Regions from separate parts of the Homo sapiens genome. Here all the other regions are linked to region 3. A link is a contact called in ENCODE Hi-C or POLR2A ChIA-PET data. All regions are on one chromosome and are shown on one strand. Each heading gives the region's core, a stretch centred on a gene start or an enhancer-like site at or near the end of the contact. The rest is flanking DNA. Distances are from core to core; before and after follow the strand shown. Region 1 holds the start of HTT (huntingtin). Region 2 has its middle 27 kb from the start of HTT. Region 3 overlaps RNF4 (ring finger protein 4).

Region 1 (4,502 bases), core at 1,841-4,340, 590 kb after region 3:
TAGGGTGCAACTCTATTACTTATTGTTATGGGACGAACTGTGTCCCTCATTCAGGTTGATGTCCTAAGCCCCAGAACCTCAGAATGGGATTGTATTTGGAGACAGGTTCTTTAAGGAGGTAAGGAGGCTAAAATGAGATCATTAGGGTGGGCCATAATCCGACTGATGTCTTACAAGAAGAGATTAGGACACGGACATGCTCAGAGGGACGGCCACGTGAGGACACCAAGAAAGGCAGCTGTCTGCAAGTCAAGGACAGGGCTCAGGGGAAACCAACCTTGCCAACACCTTCATCTCGGACTTCTAGCCTCTAGGACCATGAGAAGATACATTTCTGTTGTTTAAGCTGCCCGGTCTGTGGTACTTTGTTATGGCAGCCCAAGTAAACAAATACAGTCATCTGCTGCTGGAACAAATCACCCCAGCACTGTGGCTTGGCAGCACACATGTCTAGTCATAGAGTTATATGTAGTTACGTGTAGAGCCATATGTATCGTCACACGTTCTGTGGGTCAGGAATTTGGACCCAGCTTAACCAGCTCCACTTCTCGCCAGGGTTCAGTCAAATACCAGCTGCCTCCCACCTGAGAGCTCAGCCGGGGAAGGGTCCCTTTCCAATCTCACGTGGTGTTGGCAGGATCCAGTTCCTCATGGCCTGCTGGACTGAGAACCTCAGTTCTCACTGCCTGTTGGCCAGAGGCCGCCTTTATGTCCTCGCCATGTGGGCCTCTCCAACATGGCAGCTGACTTCATCAGAGCATCCATGCCAAGAAGGCAACAGAGAGGGCCAGGGAGACTGAAGTCATACCCTTTTGCGACCTAGTCATGGGGTGACATTCCATCACCTTTGCCCATTGGTTAGAAGCAGGCCACCAGGTACAGCCCAAGCTCACGGGGAGGGGTCATACAAGGGTGTCAATACCAGGAGGTGAGGGGTGCTGGGGCCATCTTATGAGTCTGCCCACTGAGGTAACTAACAACCTTGAGGCCTGACACAGTGGACAAAGGCCCTTATTAACAGCAGAGAACTGGGAACTTTATTTATTTATTTATTTTTGAGACAGAGTCTCACTCTTGTCACCCAGGCTGGAGTGCAATGGCATGATCTTGGCTCACTGCAACCTCCACCTCCCAGGTTCAAGCAATTCTGCCTCAGCCTCCGGAATAGCTGGGACTACAGGCATGCACCACTACACCCGGCTAATTTTTGTATTTTTAGTAGAGACAGGGTTTCGCCATGTTGGCCAGGCTGGTCTCGAACTCCTGACCTCTGGTGATCTGCCTGCCTTGGCCTCCCAAAGTGCTGGGATTACAGGCGTGAGCCACCGCACCTCGCTGGAACTTAATTTTTTTAGAGACAGTGTCGCTCTATCACCCAAGCTGGAGTGCAGTGGTGCAATCCTAGCTCACTTGCAGCCTCAAATTCCTGGGTTCAGGTGATCCTCCCACATCAGCCTCCCAAGAACTGGGAACTAACAGCTGTTTCTCTGCTGTCCTTCTCAAGAAAAGGGAGGCTACTGCTACCCCACTGGGGACAATGCTGGGTTTCCCTTTAGGACAGGCTCTGAGACAAGGCGGAGGTGCTGTTTGTGGCCACAGAGCAGGGGACTCTGGGTTGCAGGTGTGGCCTGGCTAAAGTAGGCTTTACTGGGCTCCTCTCTGCCTGCATCACCCCCCGGCTGGGCGGTTGTCTCTGAGGCCAACCTTACTCCCTGCTGGGCAGGCTGGACAGCTGCCCTCTCCGTTTGCCCCTCTACCACCCAAAAGGCAGGAGGCTCTGGAGACCAGGACCCTGCCCGCCACGGCCTGTGTCCCAGGCGTGAGGGGGTGCCCCACAGACCTCTGCTGAGCTGCTGCTGAATGACGCCCCTTGGGGGTCCTGCCGGAAGGTCAGAGCAGGGGTGCACTCCCATAAAGAAACGCCCCCAGGTCGGGACTCATTCCTGTGGGCGGCATCTTGTGGCCATAGCTGCTTCTCGCTGCACTAATCACAGTGCCTCTGTGGGCAGCAGGCGCTGACCACCCAGGCCTGCCCCAGACCCTCTCCTCCCTTCCGGGGCGCTGCGCTGGGACCGATGGGGGGCGCCAGGCCTGTGGACACCGCCCTGCAGGGGCCTCTCCAGCTCACTGGGGGTGGGGTGGGGGTCACACTTGGGGTCCTCAGGTCGTGCCGACCACGCGCATTCTCTGCGCTCTGCGCAGGAGCTCGCCCACCCTCTCCCCGTGCAGAGAGCCCCGCAGCTGGCTCCCCGCAGGGCTGTCCGGGTGAGTATGGCTCTGGCCACGGGCCAGTGTGGCGGGAGGGCAAACCCCAAGGCCACCTCGGCTCAGAGTCCACGGCCGGCTGTCGCCCCGCTCCAGGCGTCGGCGGGGGATCCTTTCCGCATGGGCCTGCGCCCGCGCTCGGCGCCCCCTCCACGGCCCCGCCCCGTCCATGGCCCCGTCCTTCATGGGCGAGCCCCTCCATGGCCCTGCCCCTCCGCGCCCCACCCCTCCCTCGCCCCACCTCTCACCTTCCTGCCCCGCCCCCAGCCTCCCCACCCCTCACCGGCCAGTCCCCTCCCCTATCCCGCTCCGCCCCTCAGCCGCCCCGCCCCTCAGCCGGCCTGCCTAATGTCCCCGTCCCCAGCATCGCCCCGCCCCGCCCCCGTCTCGCCCCGCCCCTCAGGCGGCCTCCCTGCTGTGCCCCGCCCCGGCCTCGCCACGCCCCTACCTCACCACGCCCCCCGCATCGCCACGCCCCCCGCATCGCCACGCCTCCCTTACCATGCAGTCCCGCCCCGTCCCTTCCTCGTCCCGCCTCGCCGCGACACTTCACACACAGCTTCGCCTCACCCCATTACAGTCTCACCACGCCCCGTCCCCTCTCCGTTGAGCCCCGCGCCTTCGCCCGGGTGGGGCGCTGCGCTGTCAGCGGCCTTGCTGTGTGAGGCAGAACCTGCGGGGGCAGGGGCGGGCTGGTTCCCTGGCCAGCCATTGGCAGAGTCCGCAGGCTAGGGCTGTCAATCATGCTGGCCGGCGTGGCCCCGCCTCCGCCGGCGCGGCCCCGCCTCCGCCGGCGCAGCGTCTGGGACGCAAGGCGCCGTGGGGGCTGCCGGGACGGGTCCAAGATGGACGGCCGCTCAGGTTCTGCTTTTACCTGCGGCCCAGAGCCCCATTCATTGCCCCGGTGCTGAGCGGCGCCGCGAGTCGGCCCGAGGCCTCCGGGGACTGCCGTGCCGGGCGGGAGACCGCCATGGCGACCCTGGAAAAGCTGATGAAGGCCTTCGAGTCCCTCAAGTCCTTCCAGCAGCAGCAGCAGCAGCAGCAGCAGCAGCAGCAGCAGCAGCAGCAGCAGCAGCAGCAACAGCCGCCACCGCCGCCGCCGCCGCCGCCGCCTCCTCAGCTTCCTCAGCCGCCGCCGCAGGCACAGCCGCTGCTGCCTCAGCCGCAGCCGCCCCCGCCGCCGCCCCCGCCGCCACCCGGCCCGGCTGTGGCTGAGGAGCCGCTGCACCGACCGTGAGTTTGGGCCCGCTGCAGCTCCCTGTCCCGGCGGGTCCCAGGCTACGGCGGGGATGGCGGTAACCCTGCAGCCTGCGGGCCGGCGACACGAACCCCCGGCCCCGCAGAGACAGAGTGACCCAGCAACCCAGAGCCCATGAGGGACACCCGCCCCCTCCTGGGGCGAGGCCTTCCCCCACTTCAGCCCCGCTCCCTCACTTGGGTCTTCCCTTGTCCTCTCGCGAGGGGAGGCAGAGCCTTGTTGGGGCCTGTCCTGAATTCACCGAGGGGAGTCACGGCCTCAGCCCTCTCGCCCTTCGCAGGATGCGAAGAGTTGGGGCGAGAACTTGTTTCTTTTTATTTGCGAGAAACCAGGGCGGGGGTTCTTTTAACTGCGTTGTGAAGAGAACTTGGAGGAGCCGAGATTTGCTCAGTGCCACTTCCCTCTTCTAGTCTGAGAGGGAAGAGGGCTGGGGGCGCGGGACACTTCGAGAGGAGGCGGGGTTTGGAGCTGGAGAGATGTGGGGGCAGTGGATGACATAATGCTTTTAGGACGCCTCGGCGGGAGTGGCGGGGCAGGGGGGGGGCGGGGAGTGAGGGCGCGTCCAATGGGAGATTTCTTTTCCTAGTGGCACTTAAAACAGCCTGAGATTTGAGGCTCTTCCTACATTGTCAGGACATTTCATTTAGTTCATGATCACGGTGGTAGTAACACGATTTTAAGCACCACCTAAGAGATCTGCTCATCTAAGCCTAAGTTGGTCTGCAGGCGTTTGAATGAGTTGTGGTTGCCAAGTAAAGTGGTGAACTTACGTGGTGATTAATGAAATTATCTTAAATATTAGGAAGAGTTGATTGAAGTTTTTTGCCTATGTGTGTTGGGAATAAAACCAACACGTTGCTGATGGGGAGGTTAATTGCCGAGGGATGAATGAGGTGTACATTTTACCAGTATTCCAGTCAGGCTTGCCAGAATACGGGGGGTCCGCAGACTCCGTGGGCATCTCAGATGTGCCAGTGAA
Region 2 (4,321 bases), core at 570-3,069, 560 kb after region 3:
GAGATGTCTGTTCTTTTTTTCTAGAGCTGGTTTCTGTTTATTCTTTAGGAAGGCATTCCAGTGAAAGGGTATTAAGGAAGGGGCACACTGAGGCGAGTCTGACCTGTCCTGTCACGGCCAGGAACTCAGTTTTTAAGGTTTCTCTGAGGTCTCCTCGACCAAGAAGCGGTCCGCTCAGTTGGCAGGGGTTTTAGGATTTTCTTATGTACCTCAAGGGAGCAGTAAACATCACATCATAATTTTTTTTTTAACAAAAAAGCACAATATGCACTCAAAACAGTGTTTGAACATTTTAAAGAATACATATTATATACCTCTGTTAAATGAAAAACTTCAGCCAAATTAAATTTAAATGAGTTTAATTGAGCAATGAACGATTCACGAATTGGGCAGCCCCCAGAATCACAGCAGATTCAGAGGGACTCCAGGGATACCTCGTGGTCAGAACAAATCTATAGACAAAAAAGGGAAGTGACATATAGAAATTGGAGGTGAGTACAGAAACAGCTGGGTTGGTTGCAGCTCGGCATTTGCCTTATTTGGACACAGTTTGAACTCTCAGCAGTGTACGAGTGAAGTACGGCTGCTGGGATTGGCCAAGACTCAGGTACTGCCACAGGTGCAGACTCCCAAGTGAGGATGTCAGGGTTTCAGTCTTGTCTACCAATTAAGTTAGGTTGCAGTTCGTCCACAAGGACTCAAATAGAGAAGTATGGAGTCCTTCTCAGGCCATATTTAGTTTGCTTTAACAATTCCACCCTTTTGGTCATTTTCTCAATTTTGAGAGATTGACCAAAACTTTAGTCATTGATGTCACTATCACCATCGTAAATGTACTTATTTGGTCCTGAAACCCTCTGAGAAACAGTAGAACAGTGAGTTTTGCAAAGGTAGGAACAAGGACTGAGGGTACCTCCTTATGCTGGAACGTCCTGTTTATAGGGGAATCTGTTAGGATCTATGTGTTTCCTTAAAGTCTTAGTTTGATTATGTCACATTTAGCATGAGTGACTCCATTTTTGTTTGGCTTAGTCTGTTGGGACATAGTGCATGAGCTCAGTCCAAAACAATGGCCTCCCATAATTTTATTTTAATAAATTCCCCTTTCTGTCCAGGTTCTCACTTAGGTGAGTGTGGGCGGCAAGCCACCCAGCTGCCAAGGCAAGACCCCGAGGGCACAAGCTGTTCCAGTATAATAAAAAATATATATATAGAATAAGAATAGTTATACTAGGCCGGGCGCAGTGGCTTACGCCTATAATCCCAGCACTTTGGGAGGCCGAGGTGGGCAGATCATGAGGTCAGGAGATCGAGACCATCCTGGCTAACACGGTGAAACCCCGTCTCTACTAAAAATACAAAAAATTAGCCGGGCGTGGTGGCGTGCACCTGTAGTCCCAGCTACTCGGGAGGCTGAGGCAGGAGAATGGCATGAACCCGGGAGGCGGAGCTTGCAGTGAGCCGAGATTGCGCCACTGCCCTCCAGCCTGGGTGACAGAGCGAGACTCTGTCTCAAAAAACAAAAACAAAAACAAAACAAAACAAAACAAAAAGAATAGTTATACTAGAAATAGATTATAGATATGATTAGATATGACTATTATCAATCATTAGTTTGTGGCATTACTCTATTCCAATATTATAATAATCTTTGTTCTACAATTATAACCTAGGAAAAACCAGGCCATACAGAGATAGGAGCTGAAGGGACAGGGTGAGAAGTGACCAGAAGACGAGTGTGAGCCCTCTGTCACGCTCAGACAGGGCCACTAGAGGGCTCCCTGGTCTAGTGGTAATGACAGTGCCTGGGAAGGCACCTGTTACTTAGCCGACCAGGGAAGGGAGTCTCCCTTTGGCCAGGGGAGAGGGGCGGAGGGGTTAGAGAAGACTCTGCTCCACCATCTCTTGTGGAAGGCCTGACATCAGTCAGGCCCGCCCACAGCCATCCGGAGGCCTGACCATCTCCCTGTGATGCTGTGCTTCAGCGGTCACGCTCCTGTTTCACTTTCATGTTCCGCTCTGTACACCTGGCTCCATCTTCTAGATAGCAGTAGCAGAATTAGTGAAAGTGCTAAAGTCTTTGAAATGCATAGAAGAAATAATGACGTAGGCTGTCTCCTCTCTCTCTCCGCCTCGGCTACCAAACAGGGAAGGGCACCCTGTCCGGTGGACACGTGACTTGCGTGACCTGACCTATCATTGGAGATGACTCACACTCCTTACCCTGCCCCCTTGTCTTGTATCCAATAAGTAACAGGGCAGCCAGGCATTCGGGGCCACTACCAGTCTCCGTGTCTAGGTGGTAGTGGTCCCCTGGGCCCAGCTGTCTTTTCTTCTATCTCTTTGTCTTGTGTCCTTATTTCTGTGATCTCTCATCTCCGCAGGTGAGGAGAAAAACCCACAGGCCCAGTAGGGCTGGACCCTACAGGCGAGAGTGTGACCAAAACTTAGGGCCTTAGCACCACTCTCAGTTACCATCGTTTTGGGTTTCTGGTCTCAGCACGTCATTCATAGGTTACGGTGTCCTCATGGTCACACATTTCTTTCAGCTTCTGCCATTCCAGTTGAAGAGAGACCATTTGTTGTTCTAGAGATGGCTGCATGCAGACATTTAAAACCTTTGAGAGAATGCAGCGCACCAGGGAGACTATTATTATGATTACTGGGAGGATAATACCAAGAGTTTGCAGTATGCTCCTTACCCAGGGTCCCTATACACCAAACCACCCCAAATCAAATAGATCAGACAATGAGCTAGATAAGAGGCTACTCACTCAACTAAGTGGCCTTTTCATTAATCTCCCACAACTGAATCTCTATAATACCTGATGTATTTCTCCCTAGGCCACAGGTGCCAGCAGCTGCACAGGTACTACTTTTCTGTTTAGTCAATTCTATTATTTAGCATACCTTTCACAAGGGAATTGAAAGTCTGTTGTGTAACTATAGCCTTTACAGTAGAGTCTGCTATACAGCCTATCATGAGGGATACATTTCTGGTTATGGCCTCTTTTACTCTAAACCATGGAAAAGTGATGCCCTTCTGGAAGAGTAAAGCCCTCCTGGCAATGCCCTCTTTAACCCATAGTGTGGGTTAAGAGGAGTGAACCGATATTCTGTTTCTGACTGATTACAGGCAACATATGTCTCATTAAAGTTTCTCACCTACACTGGACCTTCATCTTTTATCTATCAAAGTATAAAGTTATCCGTGTATAAGGCTGGCTGCAAAATCCTTCACAAATGAAAGTATACCCCATAAGTGCACACAACAGATCGTCTTTTCATTTCTATTATTCATAGAGGCATAAGCAAGGAACAGATACTCAAAGATAAGAGTCTCATGGCCAGGCGTGGTGGTGCATGCCTGTAATCCCAGCACTTTGGGAGGCCGAGGTGGGCGGATCACCTGAGGTTAGAAGTTCAAAACCAGCCTGGCCAACTTGGCAAAAACCCATCTCTACTAAAAATACAAAAATTAGCTTGGTGTGGTGGCAGGCACCTGTAATACCAGCTACTCGGAAGGCTGAGGTATGAGAATCGCTTGAACCCAGGAGGCAGAGGTTGCAGTGAGCTGAGACTGCACCACCGCACTCCAGCCTGGGTGACAGAGCAAGACTCCATCTCCAAAAAAGAAAAAAAAAAGAGAGTCTCATGACAGTAGAAGTCTTGATCCACGATCTTAGCAAAAGCCGTTCACATCAAGGATGCCATCTTCTGGGGAGAGACTTCCTTGGCTTTACCTTAAAGGTTCCAATGGGTGTACAGTTCCAGGAGTGTGGATGGACCCTTCTCAGTTGTGAGATTATGAACCCAAGTTTCAAGATCCCTAAGTTTTGTTGCAGTGCGGATGGCAAGGACAGTCTTTCTCTGATGTTCTCAGAAGATCCAGTCTTCGGGTTCTAGAATGCAAAGGGTTTGACCTCAGTGAACCATAGAAAAATATACTGTAGCATAATAACCTACTGTTAAAACATCAGCCCTCTTAACATGCGAGAGCTTTTATACAACCCGGAAAACATGCATTGAAAATGACGATTGAATAAAATCCCTTTATAAAATATGTAAATAGCCCAGGGTTATAAACTATTTTAGCAATTTGTAAGTTATCACACACACACACACACACACACACACACACACACACACACATATACACTTTTTTTTTTTTGAGATGGAATCTCTGTCACCCAGGCTGGAGTGCAGCGGTGCAATCTCGGCTCACTCCAACCTCTGCCTCCCACACACCAATGTATTTAATTTGGATTACTTTATCTTTTCCATGATGAGTCACGAAATGCAGAACTTTTAATAACAAAAG
Region 3 (4,532 bases), core at 296-2,795:
AAAATTAGCCGGGCATGGTGGTGGGTTCCTGTAATCCCAGCTAGTTGGGAGGCTGAGGCACAAGAATTGCTTGAACCTGGGAGGTGGAGGCTGCAGTCAGCCAAGATCACACCACTGCACTCCAGCCTGGGTGACAGAACAAGACTGTGTCTCAAAAAAAAATTATTTGTTTTTATTGATTTTTATTTATTTATTTATTTTGAGACTGAGTTTCACTTGTTGCGCAGGCTGGAGTGCAATGGTGCGATCTCGGCTCACCTCCACCTCTTGGGTTCGAGCGATTCTCCTGCCTCAGGTTCCCGAGTAGCTGGGATTACAGGCGCCCACCACCACACCCAGCTAATTGTTGTATTTTTAGTAGGGGGTGGGTTTCACCATATTGTTCAGGCTGGTCTCGAACTCCTGGCCTCAGGTGATCCCCCCCCGCCTCGGCCTCCCAAAGTGCTGGGATTACAGGTGTGAGCCACCATGCCTGACCCAGGTCTCTTATTTTCAGTGGGTAATTGTATCAGACTCTGCCTCCCAGGTGGGGTTTGAGGGTTCTGTGTACCTGGTGTAGGCCTAGGCTAAACAGAAGAGCTTCTCGTTAGAGCATCTCCCTGTGGACTGGCTGCAGAGTTACGATATCATTCTGGTTCTGCTGTGCTCCCCACTGCCCCTTTTCAGCTGACTCTTTGCTCATAGGAATACAGTGGTATGAGATAGGGTCATAGAATTTGGTTCCAGTCTAACACTCTTCCTGTTTCCTGCCCGCCTGTATGTCTCTATCCATTAGCAGACTCCTTTATGTATGATAGAGACACATGCACATATGCATACACGGACAGTCCCTGACTTACAGTGTTTCATTTAGAATTTTTCAACTTATGATTTATTGGGAGTTAGCCCCATTGTACGTCAAGGAGCATCTGCACATCGTATACATATATACCATGAATACACATAATTATATGTCACACTCCTGCTAGAGTGGGGGGGGTCAATATCTGAAGTGCTTATAATAGCTTTATTGGGGGGGACCTCTAAGAAAAACAGAATAATTACTTAGACCTTAAATAATAAATCTATAAGAATGAAGAAAGCCCCAAAGCCCTTCCAGCTTCCATCCCGTCAGTCACCTCTCTGTCCTATACTCTGCCACTACCCCGAGCCTCATGGCTTTCTTCTCACCTGGGCTACCCTGAGTCTCCTCCTTGGTCTACAGTCTGACTTGTTCAGTCTCCCATCTGTTCTCACCAGACACAGGTGACATGGTCTCTAAATGCAGATCTCAACATGTCATCTCTGTCCCAAAACCCTCGATGGCCCTGTCCTGAGGGTGTAGTCAGTGAGGCTTGTTAGGAACCCTCGGCACCTTTGTTGTCCTCCACACAGTGCTCGTGTGGGACATCCCTGCTCCCTTCCGCCCACCCCACCCACATACATTGTTTCTTAATTAACTCCTCCTGTCACTTGAGGCCCCATTCAGCACTGCTTCCTCTAGACAGCCCGGCTTGATCCTCAGCGCGTTTGGGCTGGGACTGCGACTCCTTTGCTGCTGCTTCCACTTGCTTAGGTCACCAGCGTCCCACTTCCGTGTTTGAGCTCACTGGCCGCCTTTCAGTTCCCCAGCCTGTGCATTGCAGCTGTTCACTGCTTCCTCCTCCTTGAAGAAGGAGGTTTTGTCTGAGTGACGGCTCCAGGTTCTCCTAGCTTTGTTTCTTTTAAATTCTCTTTTACAGATTCTATCTACCTGCCTCCCCAAGTTTTCACACATTCTGAAATCTCTACGTCCATCCGAGTTCTCACTCTTGAGTTTCCAGCTACCTTGGGCCCTTTCTCCCTGGGTGTCTCACACCCTGCTTTTCTAAAACTACACTCAGCACCTGTTTCTGTTCTCCCTTCCCTCATTGGGTTTTATGGCCTCATTCTTGCAGAGTAAGAAGCTAGATACCTTGGCGTGAGTTGTTTCTCCTTTCACCTTGGAAGCTTTAGGAATACCTAGCATCCGGCTCTCCTGACCATCCCCAGTTAGGAATGACCACTTCTCTACCCCAGCTCCTCTTTTCTCAGTGGCAGGGGCGCCATCAACACCCCACTCTTACCCTCATTTATTCCTTCAATAAATATGAGCATCTGCTTTGTGTAAGGTCTTAGCTAGGTAGAAAGTAAATAGAGCCTTGTCCTCGTAGCGCTTACCTAAGTGAGAGCATACTGGACGAGAGACTGGAGGATGGTGGGGCCCTTTCTTGAAATGGAGTATATGTTGGCGGAAGGAGGAGGCAAGGGTTCCTTTTGGAACACACTAAATTTGAGAAATCTGAAAAATCACCGTCAGTGTTCCCGCTAGTTTCTGGAATTGATGTATTTGATTCTGGCACTAACATACCTATTTGAGGGTGTGGGTCTTGGTATCAGACTGCCCTGGTTTAAGTCTAGGCTCTGTTTACTAGGTGTGGATGACTTTGGGGAAGTTCCTTAACTTTAATCCTTAGCTGCTTCATGGGTAAAATGGGGAACATAACAGTGCTTATTTCCTTACTGGGTGATGTGAGGAGCACATGTGGTGATATTAATATTTAGGAAGCGCAGTGCCTTGTGCAGATGCAGAGAAGGCACCTCTCAGCTGTTGTTAGTTTTCTTATTCCATTGGACTCTCACCTGCATGATCCAGAACCCTTTGTAGTTGGTGAGGGCTACTTTCCCATGACCGCTAAGGTCTCCATTCACTCTGCATTTCTACGTCCCCACCACGCTGGGATGCTCTGCTGGAAATGCTCCTGTCTCACCTCAGTGCCCTGGTGAAATCCAGCCTCTTGGTGGCTTATCCCCAAGACCAGCCTTCCAAATTCCTTTGAACTCTGACTCCTGACCCTTACTAAACCCAAAAGAGAGAGAAAAACCAGATTTGGGGTGAATTGCTGTATGGGCCAGGGCATGGAGAATGAGGGGGCTCCAGAAAGCTTCCCAGGGAAGTAGTAATGGTCTAGCTGGGCCTGCAGGGATGCAGGAGGCTGGTTTCAGAGTGGTGAGGGGTGTGCAGGCCAGGACAGCCACAAGGCACATCTTCAGCAGCCGTATTTGGAAGCCTCAATATCAGTGAAGTGGGAGGAGAGAGGCTTAGGAACAGCCTGGGTGTGGACATCAGGTGTTTCCCTTTGCTCTGCAGGCTGATTTCTCTGTCTTCCTTTGTCAGTAGCTTCTCTTTTCTAAATTCTAAGACACGCTATTGATGTGGCGGGGAGAACAAGCCCCTATATGATAGATGTGCACCCAAATGTAAGATATTTCTTGAGATCAGAAACATTCGTGGATATGAGAACCCAGGACATGTGGTGGATCTGGGACTGTCGTGTGGTCTGAATGATCTTGTGAGTCCTAAGGTGATGTCGAGGCACCTCCCACCTCTGTTGAAACCAACTAGACAAGTCTTTTCCTAGCCAGAGCCTCTTCCCTGAATGTCTGTTTAAAGTTGAACACTTACCAGGTGAGGTGTTGCTTTGAGAAGCATTTGTGCTCCGGGCTGGAGTGCAATGGTGCAGTCATGGCTCACTGCAGTCTTGACCTCCTGGGCTCAGGTGATCCTCCTGTCTCAGCCCCTGGAGTAGCTGGGACTACAAGTGTGCACCGTCACATCTGGCTATTTTTTTAATGTGTTTTTATTTTTATTTTTTGAGACAGAGTCTCTCTCTGTTGGCCAGGCTGGAGTGCAGTGGTGCCATCTTGGCTCATTGCAACCTCCGCCTCCCGGGTTCAAGTGATTCTTGTGCCTTAGCCTCCTACGTAGCTGGGATTATAGGCGCACACCACCACACCCGGCTAATTTTTATATTTTTAGTAGAGACGGGGTTTCGCCATGTTGGCCAAGCTGGTCTTGAACTCCTGATCTCAAGTGATCTGCCTGCCTCAGCCTCCCAGAGTGCTGGGATTACAGGCATGAGCCACTGCCCAGCCTCATTATTTTAATTTTTTTATAGAGACAGGATCTCACCATGTTAACCAAGCTAGTTTCCAATTCCTGGGCTCAAGAGATCCTCCCTCTTCAACTTCCCAAAGTGCTGGGGTTATAGGGCATGAGCCACTGTGCCTGCCCCATTTGTGCATTCTGTTGAGAGCACCCGTAGTCCCATAGTATGGGCCAGCCTAAGGAGATGCAAGTCACCCTTTATTAGAGTGAAACAGTGAAGGGGATTTCCCCTCTAAACCATTGAGGTCAAGCTAGAGAATGAGGCGCTCAGGGAGTGAGATACAGTATGCCATTTTCTCAGAACCAGACGACCAAGTGCTGAAGAAAATGCTCAGCTCAGCTGGGACGGCGGTCCCTTTGGGCATCTCCTGAAAAACCTACTCTGGCCTCCCTTTCTCCTCCTGTACTTCTTGCACACTTAGTTCCTAACTTCGTTATAGCTGCCTGCCAGCACCCTCCTCACCCTTCTCCCCGCCCTAGATTCTGCACAGAGGCTGTGTTTGCTCATTGCTGTATTCCCAGGGCAGGGGCTGTACTGTGAATGAGGCGGGGAGGTATGCATCCTTTCTTAAAGCTGGGTGGGAGG

What was found. A loop is a pair of places that touch in the nucleus more often than their neighbours do. ChIA-PET counts read pairs that join two places held with the same protein, here RNA polymerase II (POLR2A). Pooled maps may share reads with other maps.
Region 1: a loop to region 3 is called in a pooled map, with 5 times the contacts of the local background. The contact joins the promoter of HTT here to the enhancer-like site in region 3. A Hi-C loop is called at or near these places in 5 of 37 single-sample maps with no recorded cell type and 4 of 50 pooled maps. POLR2A ChIA-PET finds 5 or more read pairs at or near these places in 1 of 52 experiments (T-cell).
Region 2: a pooled map shows a loop between it and region 3 (5-fold over the local background). The contact joins two enhancer-like sites. A Hi-C loop is called at or near these places in 7 of 37 single-sample maps with no recorded cell type and 3 of 50 pooled maps.

What each region holds. Positions count from the first base shown.
Region 1 is chr4:3,071,591-3,076,092 of GRCh38, forward strand. It overlaps HTT (huntingtin), which reads left to right and starts at 3,091. Exons shown (of 67, transcript NM_001388492.1): 1 at 3,091-3,498. The coding sequence starts at 3,236. It also overlaps HTT-AS. RefSeq lists silencers at 2,147-2,766, 2,917-3,356, 3,467-3,536 and enhancers at 3,697-3,926, 3,937-3,986.
Region 2 is chr4:3,045,797-3,050,117 of GRCh38, forward strand. It overlaps HTT-AS. Among named protein-coding and RNA genes, the nearest start is that of HTT, 27 kb to the right of the region's middle. RefSeq lists an enhancer at 1,914-2,273. Within about 2 kb of position 1,820, at least 14 of the 41 ENCODE cell types and tissues checked have a DNase peak (open chromatin) inside an H3K27ac peak, as active enhancers do.
Region 3 is chr4:2,483,651-2,488,182 of GRCh38, forward strand. All of the region lies in intron 1 of RNF4 (ring finger protein 4), which reads left to right. Among named protein-coding and RNA genes, the nearest start is that of RNF4, 17 kb to the left of the region's middle. RefSeq lists enhancers at 1,635-1,914, 2,418-2,919, 4,423-4,532. Within about 2 kb of position 1,546, at least 24 of the 41 ENCODE cell types and tissues checked have a DNase peak (open chromatin) inside an H3K27ac peak, as active enhancers do.